2 separate regions of the Homo sapiens genome follow, and region 1 is linked to region 2. The links are chromatin contacts, found by Hi-C or POLR2A ChIA-PET in ENCODE. All regions are on one chromosome and are shown on one strand. The core of a region is the stretch at or near the end of the contact, and the rest is flanking DNA. Distances in the headings are between cores, read along the strand shown. Region 1 overlaps IGF2BP3 (insulin like growth factor 2 mRNA binding protein 3). Region 2 overlaps IGF2BP3 (insulin like growth factor 2 mRNA binding protein 3).

Evidence for each region. A loop is a pair of places that touch in the nucleus more often than their neighbours do. ChIA-PET counts read pairs that join two places held with the same protein, here RNA polymerase II (POLR2A). Pooled maps may share reads with other maps.
Region 1: a loop to region 2 is called in a map of endothelial cell of umbilical vein, with 5 times the contacts of the local background. The contact joins two enhancer-like sites. A Hi-C loop is called at or near these places in 2 of 168 maps with a recorded cell type or tissue (Calu3 and endothelial cell of umbilical vein), 3 of 37 single-sample maps with no recorded cell type and 12 of 50 pooled maps. POLR2A ChIA-PET finds 5 or more read pairs at or near these places in 6 of 52 experiments (AG04450, HepG2, MCF 10A and 3 more).

What each region holds. Positions count from the first base shown.
Region 1 is chr7:23,331,627-23,337,984 of GRCh38, reverse strand. All of the region lies in intron 10 of IGF2BP3 (insulin like growth factor 2 mRNA binding protein 3), which reads left to right. Among named protein-coding and RNA genes, the nearest start is that of MALSU1, 35 kb to the right of the region's middle. RefSeq lists a silencer at 2,021-2,315. Within about 2 kb of position 3,349, at least 14 of the 41 ENCODE cell types and tissues checked have a DNase peak (open chromatin) inside an H3K27ac peak, as active enhancers do; they include endothelial cell of umbilical vein, where a contact is called at or near this core.
Region 2 is chr7:23,371,440-23,377,231 of GRCh38, reverse strand. The region is part of intron 3 of IGF2BP3 (insulin like growth factor 2 mRNA binding protein 3); the gene reads left to right. Among named protein-coding and RNA genes, the nearest start is that of SNORD65C, 22 kb to the left of the region's middle. Within about 2 kb of position 3,896, at least 4 of the 41 ENCODE cell types and tissues checked have a DNase peak (open chromatin) inside an H3K27ac peak, as active enhancers do; they include endothelial cell of umbilical vein, where a contact is called at or near this core.

The sequences.
Region 1 (6,358 bases), core at 2,100-4,599, 39 kb after region 2:
AAGGGTAGACAATCCAAGGCTGGAAGTGGTTCCACCATATCCTTCAGGACTGGTGCTTCTATCTGCCTTGTGTGCCATTCCCTGGCCCAGGATAACTGCTCAAGCTCCAACTATTGGGTCTGTTTCCAGCCAACAAGAAGGATAAAGGATTGCTGGATGTGGTGACAGACACCTGTAGTCCCAGCTACTGGGGAGGCGGAGGTGGGAGGATTGCTTGAGCCCAGGAATTTCAGTCCAGCCTGGGCAATGTGGTGAGACCTCATTTCAAACTGAAAAAAGGATAAAGGATCAAAATTGGCAGCATCCTTATTTAAGGACACTGCCTGAGGATAGCTTTTCATACTTCTGTTTGCCTCATGTTGGCCAGAACATACCACTGGCTGTGTCTAGCTGCAAGAGAAGCTGGGAGACAATCCCTGTGTGAGGGCAGCAATGTGCCCATTAAACACAGGATCTGTTACTAAAGGAAAATACATGTTGGGGACAGCTATTTGTCTGCTTCACTGGATTTGGCACTATTGCCTGTTAAAGGAGCCTCCCAGAGCCTGGAAGAGAGGAAGCAAGCTTTTAAGTTCTCTCAAAAAGCAGAATCTAAATTCTGGAGGAGAAAATTCCATATTCCAGATTCCCATTCCTGTGGTTATTTTCATCTAAATAAAGAGAAAACACCATTATTCAGAAAATCATATTGTCCCTGGATACAATTAGAGTAAATTCTACTTTCAAACAGCTGCTAGGCAATTTTCTGGCTTAATGTTCAGGGGAACAATTCTTTAACAAGTGTTGTTTGAGTATATAACTTCAAGTTGCAGGGGGTGGGGGGTGGTTGCAAGTACTCAGTTGGAATAGCTTTGCCTTCACTATTTTTAGACTTTGTTCTTTTTCTAAACCGAAATCACTAATACTTAACTATTTTGTGTACCTAGTGGTCACCACTTTTTGAAATACAAATAAACTATTGTTTTTAAAGGCAGTAAATTTCCCAAAGCTTTACCAGTTTCTTTGCTTATCATTGCTTCTTTTTTTTTTTTCTTTTGGAGACAGAGTCTTGCCCTGTCACCCAGGGTGGAGTGTGGTGGCGCAATCTCGGTTCACTGCAAACTCCGCATCCTGGGTTCAAGTGATTCTCATACCTCAGCCTCCCGAGTAGCTGGGATTACAAGTGCGCAGCACCATGCCTGGTTAATTTTTGTATTTTTATTAGAGACAGGGTTTTACCATGTTTGCCAGGCTGGTCTCGAATTCCTGACCTCAAGTGATCCACCCATCTCGGCCTCCCAAAGTGCTGGGATTACAGACGTGAGCCACTGCAGCCGGCCTATTCTTTAGCAAGAAAAATGAAGCCAAAAAGAAGCAATGATAACAACCAGGCGTTGCGATGAGCCGAGGAGGTGGAGGTTGCAATGAGCCGAGATCGTGCCACTGCACTCCCGCCTGGGTGACTAAGCAAGACTCTGTCTCAAAAAAAAAGAAGAGAAAAAAAGAACATACTGTTTTATGTTTGTGAGGGTCTATGATGTTATTTAAAAAAAAAAAAAAATGGTTTAGAAAGTTAAAGATGGACGGGCATTTTGCTCTCAGCACTTTTAAACTGTTCCTGAACTGCATTCTGGTATCTATACTTGCTGATGAGAAGCTTGCTGTTCCTTTGAAGCTATCACAGATTACGTACTAAGATCGTGTTTATCCTTGATGTCTTGTAGGTTAACAGTGAACTTCTGCTTTTATTTTAAATGTATATTGCCTGTCAAGAAGTAGGTTTTGATGGCTAAATGTTTCAAATAATTTTTTTTTTTTAATATATACTACTTCCTTTTTCTTTTAGAATTGTTGCATTTCTCTACTCATGTTTTCTCATTCCTGCTTTGTAGCATGAAAGTAGAAATGATGCATCTCTTCTTTGGATAAATCCCTTGCCTCTATTCCATTCTAGAACTTTGCCTACTAGTTCCCCCACAATATTCTCTTCTTCCCAGAACTTGCCAGGTTGAGTCTCCCCAGAGCCAAAGAGTTGGTTCTTCCAACAGACAAAAAGTCTCTAGTTCCTGCCTAGCAGCTGGCTCGTACAGTACTTAACTGGCAAACTTCGAGTTTATAAATGACAGGAAACGCGCCTTTCAGAAATGCTCAAACAGTAGGGAAGAAGGAATTGGCAGCTAGTGAAGCAGAGCAAGAGCTGGAATTGGCATAGTGCGTGTCGCCTTAGCTGGATGGTCTTGGCAGCATACAGTTGGATTGGCAGAAGTAATCCCAAGGGCTGCTGGCTTCAGTTTTGATAGCCTCTTTGGAGTCTTCTCAGAAGTCTCCAAAATGATAGTGTAATCTTAAAATGGCTAGCTTTCTGCTTATGAAAGAGGCAAGAGAGATTAGCACTTTTTTAGGCTTAAGGTACTCTTTAAGAAACAAAGGGCCAGGCGCGGTGGTTTATGCCTGTAATCCCAGCACTTTGGGAGGCCAAGGTAAGAGGATTGCTTGAGATCAGGCTGGGCAACATAGGGAGAACTCTGTCTCTACAAAAAAAAAAAAACTTTTTTAGATTAGCCGGGGGTGGTGGCCTTTGCCTATCCCAGCTACTTGGAAGGCTAAAGTAGGAAGATCACCTGAGCCCAGGGAGGTCAAGGCTGCAGTGATCCGTGATTGAGCCACTGCACTCCAGCCTGGGTGACAGAGTGAGACCTTGTCCAAAAAAAAAAAAATTATGAGTTGGAAGGAATTTTTTAAATCAGATGAGTGTTTCAGGGAGTCTCTTAGTCTTCCTCCTTAAGATTTCTCACAGTGGGTGCAACTCTTTTGTTGGTAAACAATTTCTAAGTAAGTAACTCACTGTGCACATTTATTATCTCTGAGAAGCCTTGGTTATCTAGTTATGGTGAAAAACTTTCTTTGCCTTTTTTTTTTTTTTTTTTTTTTTAATGTTAAAGACTTCAATATTTTGTTCAGGTCATGGAGTTGAGTAAACTTAGTTTCAGTTCCAGACCAAAATCCATTTAAAAACAACAACAAAAAAACCCAGGAGTATCTATTTTACAAGCCAAAGGGAAACCGTGGCATCCTTCCAGGTACCTGGAGGCTGATCATGTTGGCTGACATGCATGTCTCCATGCCTTTGTGATGTCTTAGATTTTGTCCCCCACAAAGTAAATACACTTAACCTTACTGTTTGCTCATACTTGTATGTCTTCACGATAGATGATTAGGAATTACTCATTGGCAGACTTCACCAGTTATGCAAACTTTCAGTTGAGCAGCTTTGTTCTTCTGTTATTTCAAGCCGTAGTTGAGAGTCTGCCAAGAAGTCCAAAGGAAGTTTTGCCGATAGGCATCTGGCACAAATCCATTGGGAAGCAGCTTATGTCCTGTGAACATCCTTCAGTCCCAAAGAATGTATCCAAGAAAAGGTTCAGACAATGCAACTAGACCTTAACTTAAATGGAAGGAATGTGTAACAAGACTGGGTAACGCTAATGGGCCTTTTCCAACCTAGGTCTCATAGACTTAAATTCAGGTGAAAAAGGCTTATAACTTTTGCTCTGCCTGCTGAGTTTTGCAAGTAAAAATTTAAATTATCTGCCTATTTGGGGTGTCCAAATCCTGACACAGGCTTGTTCTAGCATAGGCTTATTTTAGTCTCGATTTCTTTTCTTTTTTATTTTTTGAGACAGAGTCTCGCTCTGTTGCCCAGGCTCTGGAGTGCAGTGTCATGATCTTGGCTCACTGTAACCTCCACCTCCCAGATTCGAGCGATTCTCCTGCCTCAGCCTCCTGAGTAGCTGGAATTACAGTCACGTGCCCAGCTAATTTTTGTACTTTTAGTAGAGATGGGGTTTCATCATATCAGCCCAGCTGGTCTCGAACTCCTGACCTCAAGGGATCCGCCCGCCTCAGCCTTCCAAAGTGCTGGGAGTACAGGCGTGAACCACAGCACCCGGCTCATGGCTTATTCTGAATCCCATATAAGAATGAAGTGTACCAGAGAGCCAATTTAATGATTGGCAAAAGTTGACAGCATATTTATGTGAGCTGCCTTACATTCCCAGAGGAAAATTTTCTTGAAAAGTAATCTTTGGTTAAGAAGATGCTTCATGGATAGGAAATTGGAGCAAAGGGAATTGGACGACGTTCAGAAATGTCTTCACCAAGCCTCAGACATCTGATGAGTCAACTTTTCTTCAAGACATGATTGCCAACAGCACACATCATTGTCTGTCATTCTAGGGCAGCATCTCCTGGTGTGGAAAAACACTTAGTTTGCTTCTAACTCTGCTGCTTCTATTTGACAAGTTCTGTTGCTTCTGTTTTCATTCCAGGATAGGACATTTTAAAGTCTACACATTGATTCTTCATGTATGTGCCCTTTTTTTCTGTTACATTTTGGTCCTTTTGACCCTTATCTACTGGCCACTATTCCTTTTCCAAAGCTTCACACAACATTTCTCTTAAGTTTATGCTTAAGCTTCATTTTGGGTTTGTTATTTCTCATCAGCAAAACAAGAACATGGACAGCCCTTCATCACTATGTCAGAAAGATAACTTTGTTTTTGTTTCTCACAACAGCAGCCTTGGACGTGTTCCAGGCTAAGACACATGCATGTTCGGGCCAGGCTTTCACTCTGAGGAGGATGCTGCTACATTAGTGTTCTCTGGGGATATTTAGGAATTGCTCTCTGAAACCAGTACCAGGAATAGTCATTTTTTAATAAGTAAATGAATAGTTTTTCTCTCATAGTCATGGGAAATCATGCAACTAACTTTTTAAAAAATTAGCTGCGAGGAAGCTTAAAGCCAGATTTGTATAACAGCATTTTTGGCTTCATCTTATCTTGAGTGTTCAGTTCCCTATGCTCTTATTTCTTCACCTCCTTTGTTTTATCTTTACAGATTATGTGTATTTTATAAGCAGCATAAAATTCTTTTTGGAACAAAGCCCAGGAAACAAATAATTACACAGTCATGACAAAATACTGTGGGGTAAATCTGGGAAAGTTACACATTAGGTTTAGTTTGACCATTGAAAAGGTCTTTATCACCACCAGCTTCCCCCAAGTATATTGTTCAGAAGAACATAATACGGACATTCTTAGTGAGATAAAATATTTAGATCCCACCCTTAATTTTTTTTAAAATGGTCAAGATTAACTTAATGGTCTTGATACAAGGACCAGAATGATGAAGTAATGCTAACATTGAGCACAGTTGATAGTCAGTGTTGGCATTAATTCACTTGGTCTATCCAGTTATAAAATAAAAAAGGCCATAAAGGGATAAATGACACATGGTAATTGTGTGACACACTGGGGGCTGTGAGTTATATAGTATCTTCCAAAGAGAGATGCTGTTCTTCTGACTTAAATAGTGAAGAATGAAATAATTTTATTTTGTGTTCTTTGTTGGTGAAGAGAAACAGAAGTGATCTGGCCAAGCTGTGCAGGACAGGCCCCTAACACAAATCTCCACATAATAGTTTAGTAGGAAGGCAAGTCTTCTTCTGATGTATGTGTTCTAAAAATGCTGAATAGCCAGAAGGGAGATTTCATTTAGCTAACAGCTATATTAATACTTGCAGTGTGTTACATTATCCTAGAAAACATGGAGTATGCCAGAGAACTTTGCCAAGTTGTAAACAATATGGTACAAATTTAGTACATCTGTTTATACAGGTGCTGAAGAAACAAATGATTAGAGATGGGTGGGTGATTAGAGATGATGAATTGAATTTTGGGTTAACTCTTACATAAATAAGAGGTACATGATGGGGATTGAAGATATAAAGGAAGAGACAATAGAGTTTAAGTGATTTTCATTTGTAGGAAACTAGTTGATATGGTTTGGCTGTGTCCCCACCCAAATCTCATCTTGAATTGTAATTCCCACTTGTCAGTGGGAGGTGATTGGATCATGGGGGCGGATTTCCCCCTTGCTGTTCTTGTGATAGTGAGTTCTCATGAAATCTAAGGGTTTAAAGGTGTGACACTTGCCCCATCCCTTACTCTCTCTCTCTCCCTCCTGCCGCCAAGTAAGACGTACCTTGTTACCCATTTGTCTTCCGCCACGATTGTAAGTTTTTTGAGGCCTGCCCAGCCAACTGAGTCAATTAAACTCCTTTTTTTTTTCTTTTTTTTTTTTTTCTGAGACAGTTTCGCTCTGTCACCCAGGCTGGAGTGCAGTGGCACAATCTCAGCTCACTGCAACCTCTGCCTCCCAGGTTCAAGCAGTTCTCCTGCCTCAGCCTCCCGAGTAGCTGGGACTACAGGCACACGCCACCACGCCCAGCTAATTTTTGTATTTTCAGTAGAGACGGGGTTTCACCATGTTGCCCAGGTTGGTCTCGAACTCCTGACCTCAGGTGATCCACCCACCT
Region 2 (5,792 bases), core at 2,647-5,146:
CAGATATATGATTTGCAAATATTTTCTCCCATTATCTATGTCTTTGCACTTTCTTGATAGTGTTCTTTGAAGCACAAAGGTTTTATTTTTTTGTTCTTTTCTTTTTAGCACAGTTTTTTTTTTAAATTTTGTCATAAACATTATGTAATTGGACTCCTTAAGTTTATAATGGATGTTTTTTCTGTTCTATGTGTAACTGGTAATTTACTTAACCATTCCTCATGTTTAACCATTACCACAGTTGTGAACATATCTGTGGATGAATTTACACCCACATTCCTGCTGATTTCTTTAGTGACAATTGAACAGAAATAAAATTAGCAGGTCAAAGATTAGCAATCTTTCAAGGTTTTTTTATTTAGTTAGTTAATTTTGGTCTTTGAGACAGGTTTCGCTGTGTTGCCCACGCTGATCTTGGCTCATTGCAGCCTCCGCCTTCTGGGCCAAGCCAACCTCCTGCCTCAGCCTGTCGTGTAGCTGGGACTACAGGCATGCACCACCATTCCCAGGTAATTTTTTGTATTTTTTGTAGAGATGGGGTCTTGCCATGTTGCCCAAAATGGTCTTGAATTGCTGGACTCAAGCGATCCGCCTGCCTCGGGCCTCCCAAAGTGTTGGGATTATAGGTGTGAGCCACCGTGCCCAGCCTCAAGGCTTTTTCTTTCTTTCTTTCTTTTTTTTTTTTTTTTTTCTTTGGGAGATGGAGCCTTACTCTGTTGCCCAGGCTAAAGTGCAGTGGTGTGATCTTGGCTCACTGCAAGTTTTGCTTTCCCGGTTCAAGCCATTCTCCTGCCTCAGCCACCCGAGTAGCTGGGATTACAGGTGCCCGCCACCATGCCCGGCTAATTTTTGTATTTTTAGTAGAGATAGGGTCTCCAAACTCCGGACCTCAGGTGATCCGCCTGCCTTGGCCTCTCAAAGTGCTGGGATTACAGGCGTGAGCCACCGCGCCTGGCCTCAAGGCTTTTTTTAATTGCTAAATTTATTTTGAGAAATATCTCAAGTAACACTCCTCCCAGCAGAGTTTAAGACTTCTTCCAGTGATCCCTTGTTAGTGCTGTATGTTGATGTTAGCATCTGTTAGCTGTGATTCCTTTGCCCTTTTGCAAGTGGAGCTGCTGTGTTTTCCCAAAATTATTTGTGTATTTTAAAGTCAGTTTTACCAAATCATGTGTTTTCATGTAGTGTGGTATTCTTAACTGCACCTATTGATGGGATGTTGAGAACTGCTCATGCTAAATTCAATTCTATAGCATAAGTCGGTAGTGAGAGATTGAGTTTTCTTTTTTCCCTTTATTGAACTAGTTTAGGAATTTTATTATAAGGCCCCATAGAGCCAGAAGGATAACTGCTGCACACCTGAAGGACTAATTCTTGTAGGAAACATTCCTATCATTATTGACTTTGGAATCTACCTCTTCTCCTCCTCCAGTTGCTTTTATTCTTACTTTTAAACTAAGCTTTAAATAGGGGTAGTGGGTAAAATGCCAGCATCTGGGATGGTCTGCTACTGCTTTTGGAGACCATACAATCGTGGACATTTATCACCTCATTTAGAAAATTCACTTCTTATTCTGTGATTTTACCAGAATTATGTTTGGAGTTGTAATCAGGCTTTGTTCTGAACTGCTGTCTTTCCCTTTTTCTCTAGTAATTTATAGCTGTTTGGAGTGGTATTCCTGCCTTTCTGCTAAAGGAGTAAGCTAGTTACTAAAACTGGTGTTTGCTTCTAGGATTCTCTAGCCTTTGCATTTTGTTTTAGCGGCGAAAAGCCTAGAAGGGGGCCTGGGCAGTCAGTGCTGTCCTAGTTCTTTGCTTGACTCCCCCAGACTGTGTGGCATGTTGGGGGACCCTATGCCTGAAGGGGGTGGAATGAAAGAAAGATAGCAGATCAATAGCTGGGACTCCCACCTATTGAATTCCATGTGGCAGTTCCAAAGGTTTGCATTTACCAACACGGATGGATCACCAAGATGACAGATTGGGGTGGTGGGGGAGGGTAGCAAGATAAGGAATGTCATACTTAAGCAAGTTACTTAAAATCGACCTCAGTTTATTCATATATGAAATGGGGATAATTGCTACATTCTGAGGCATAAATAAGATGGATTATATAAAATGTTTAAAACAGTATTTGACACTCTAGTGTGAAAATTTAAAACTCAACAAATATTGCTCTTTGGGTATATATGTGAATATATGAGCATATACACATACCTTTTTAAAAATTGAGAAATTCACATAATATAAAATTGTTGCGGGAAGTCAGGGACCCTGAACGGGGGGACCGGCTGAAGCCTTGGCAGAAGAACATAAACTGTGAAGATTTCATGGACATTTATCACGGAACCTGCCGACATGTGATGTCTCCCCCAGACACCTAGCTTTAAAATTTCTCTCTTTTGTACTCTGTCCCTTTATTTCTCAGACCGGCCGACACTTAGGGAATATAGAAAAGAACCTATGTGAAATATCGGGGGTGAATTTCCCCCGATATCAAATCATTTTCTTTTTATACTTTTACTTATTTATCATCATCATCATCGTCACTATTGGAGACAGAGTCTCACTCTGTCACCCAGGGTGGAGTGCAGTGGCGTCATCATAGCTCACTGCATCCTCCTAACTCTGGGTTCAAGCAGTCCTACCACCCCAGCCTCCCGAGTAGCTGGGAGTACAGGCACTCACCACCACATCTGGCTAATTATTTTTATTTTTGTAGAGATGGGGTCTTTCCTATGTTGCCCAGGCTGGTCTCAAACTCTTGGCCTCAATTGATCCCTTGCTTCAAGTGATAACTTGGCCTCCCAAAGAGCTGGGATTATGGATTTGAGCCACCATGCCCAGCCTCTACTATACTATTTTTATATAAGGGACTTGAGCATCTGTGAATTTTGGTATCCAAGGTAGGGGGTTGCTGAAACCAATCCCTCACAGATACCGAGGGATGACTGTTTATATGTACCATGTTTTGTTTTATCCATTCATTAGTCAGAGGATGCTTGGGTTGCTTTCACCTTTCAATTATTGGCTATTTTGAATAATGCTCCCATGAACATGGGTGTAGAAGTACTTCTTTGAGTCCCTGTGTTCAGTTCTTTTGGACGTATACTCGGTTAGTGCATTTGTGTTGCTGTAAAGGAATACCTGAGGCTGGGTACCTTGTAAAGAAAATAGGTTTATTTGGCTCACAGTTCCTCAGGCTATACCAGCATGGCTCCAGCATCTGCTCAGCTTCTGGCAAGGCCCAGAAAGCATTTACTCATGGTGAAAGGTAGAGGGGAGTGGGCATGTCACATGGCATGAGAGGGAGCAAGAGAGAAAAGGAAGTTCCAGCCTCTTTTAAAACAACCAGATCTCATGTGAGCTCACAGAGCAATAAATCACTTGTTACCTCAAGGATGGCACCAAGCCATTTATGAAGGGTCTGCCCCCATGACCCTAACACCTCCCACCTGGCCCCATCCCCAACACTGGGGATCGCATTTCAGCATGAGATTCGAAGAAGACACAATGTTCAAACCATATCAATACCCAGAAGTGGAATTGCTGGATCATATGGTAGGTCTATTTTTAATTTTTTTTGAGGAACTGCTGTACTGTTTTTCATAGCAGCTGCACCATTTTATCCAGCAATGTATGAGGGTTTTGATTTTTCCACATCTGTGTCAACACTCATTATTTTCCTTTGTTTTTCTTTTTATGATGCCCCTTGAATCATATTTTCCTTCTTTTTAAAAAATTATGGCCATTCTAATGGAGGTGAAGTGGTATCTCCTTGTGGTTTTGATTTACATTTCCCTAATGACTAATGGTGCAGAGCGTCTTTTCGTGTGACACACACACTTCTAAAAACACCTGGAGAGACCCCACCAAAGCGACAGTGGTTTCTTCTAGGGGTTGGGGGAAGTCCCTGTTTTGAAAGCAGGTGGTTCAAAAACCACCTAACATTGAACTATTTTGAATGTTTTTATGAGCATTTCTGTGAGTAAAATGTAGCACAAGTTAATGCTGGCTAGTACCTTCTTCTGACTAAGATGTATAGAAGTATCGTATTTAGTACTTGGAACATGAGCAAGGGGATACATGGGAGTTAATAAAGCTCTTAACCTGCCTATGGACAGATTTGATTTTCTAGTGCAGGTAATGGCCGAGTAAGGATTGAACTGGTTTCCGTCGGTGTATTTATATTTTATTTAAATTGCATAGGGAAATGAGGCAACTTATTAGACCAAGTGATTAAGAGTATGGGCTCTGGAATCTGTGAGCTGGAGTTTGAATCATTTCTCCAGCATTTATCTGTCCAAGTTCTGACACTGTGAACTTTTCTGTGCTGCAGCTTGCCCATCTATAACATGGAATAATGTTGCCTCATGGGATTGTGTGGATTTGAGTTAAAGTAGATAAAGCATTTGGGACAATGCTGCTGCCAGAAAGCACTCAAATGTTAGCAGCCCTGATTCATGACTGAACGAAGGCTGGTGTGGTTGGAGAGAAGAGAATGGCCTTAAAGGATGAGTGGAACACGGCCTTCAGGGCACTTGTTAGGGATCTCTTAGAGTTTATAGTAGGGTGTGACTTGTTCTGCTCGGCTTTTAAAATCAGTCTAGTTCCGTATTATTCTAAGTGAAGTAACTCAGGAATGGAAAAACCAAACGTCGTATGCTCTCACTCATAAGTGGGAGTTAAGTTATGAGGATGTGAAGGCATAAGAATGATACAATGGACTTTGGGTACTCGGCGGAAAGGGTGGGAGGAGGGTGAGGTATAAAAGAGTACATGTTGGGTACAGTATACACTACCTGGGTGATGGGTGCACCAAAATCTCAGAAATCACCACTAAAGAACTTATTCACGTAAGCCAGACACAGTGGCTCACACCTGTAATCCCAGCACTTTGGGAGGCCAGGGGGGGCAGATCACGAGGTCAGGAGTTTGAGGCCAGCCTGGCCAACATAGTGAAACCCCATCTCTACTAAAAATACAAAAATCAGCCGGGGGTGGAGGCACGTGCCTGTAGTCCCAGCTACTTGGGAGGCTGAGGCAGAAGAATCGCTTGAACCCCGGGTGGCGGAGGTTGCGGTGAGCCAAGATCGTGCCACTGCACTCCAGCCTGGGTGACAGAGTGAGACTCCATCTCAAAAAAGAAAAAAAAAAAACTTATTCATGTAACCAAATACCACCTATTCTCCAAAAACCTATTGAAATAAAAAATAAATTAAAAATAAAAATCAGTCTAGCTCAGCATTGCCAAAGAGAAACATAACGTAAGCCCCTTAAGCTCTGGATTCGGTTTTTCCACTGTGACTTCAGTGTGGCTGGATTGTTGGACTGTTCTCTCTCAGAGAGTCCAGTGTGGCCGGATAACTTGGACTGTTCTCTCTCAGAGGCTCTGATCACATGACTCCTAGGAGTCCTAAAGCATCATCTCCTCCCCATGTTAGAGGATCTAACTTGTGAACATTGAAAGTGGCTAGAAAGTTGGGACGCTTTGCTCCGTGTGGTATGATGGAGGCTGAGCTTCCCTCTGGGGCTTTTCGATGATAAAGGGGATATGCAGCATGGTTTACAATCTTATTAATGGTCTGGTCTGTGGTGCTGGCTTTCTTAACTTGACAGTCATTTTCACACCAGTGTGAGGAATGGTTTGAGTGTTATCCAAGTAATTACGGTGCTAACATTTTAGAGAAATATACATTAAGGTGGATATTTCTTTATTTTGTTTTAGAATTATATATCAATATTTAACTGGAAATGATTATTTGGAACCTGCAATACAGATTGTTCTTCAT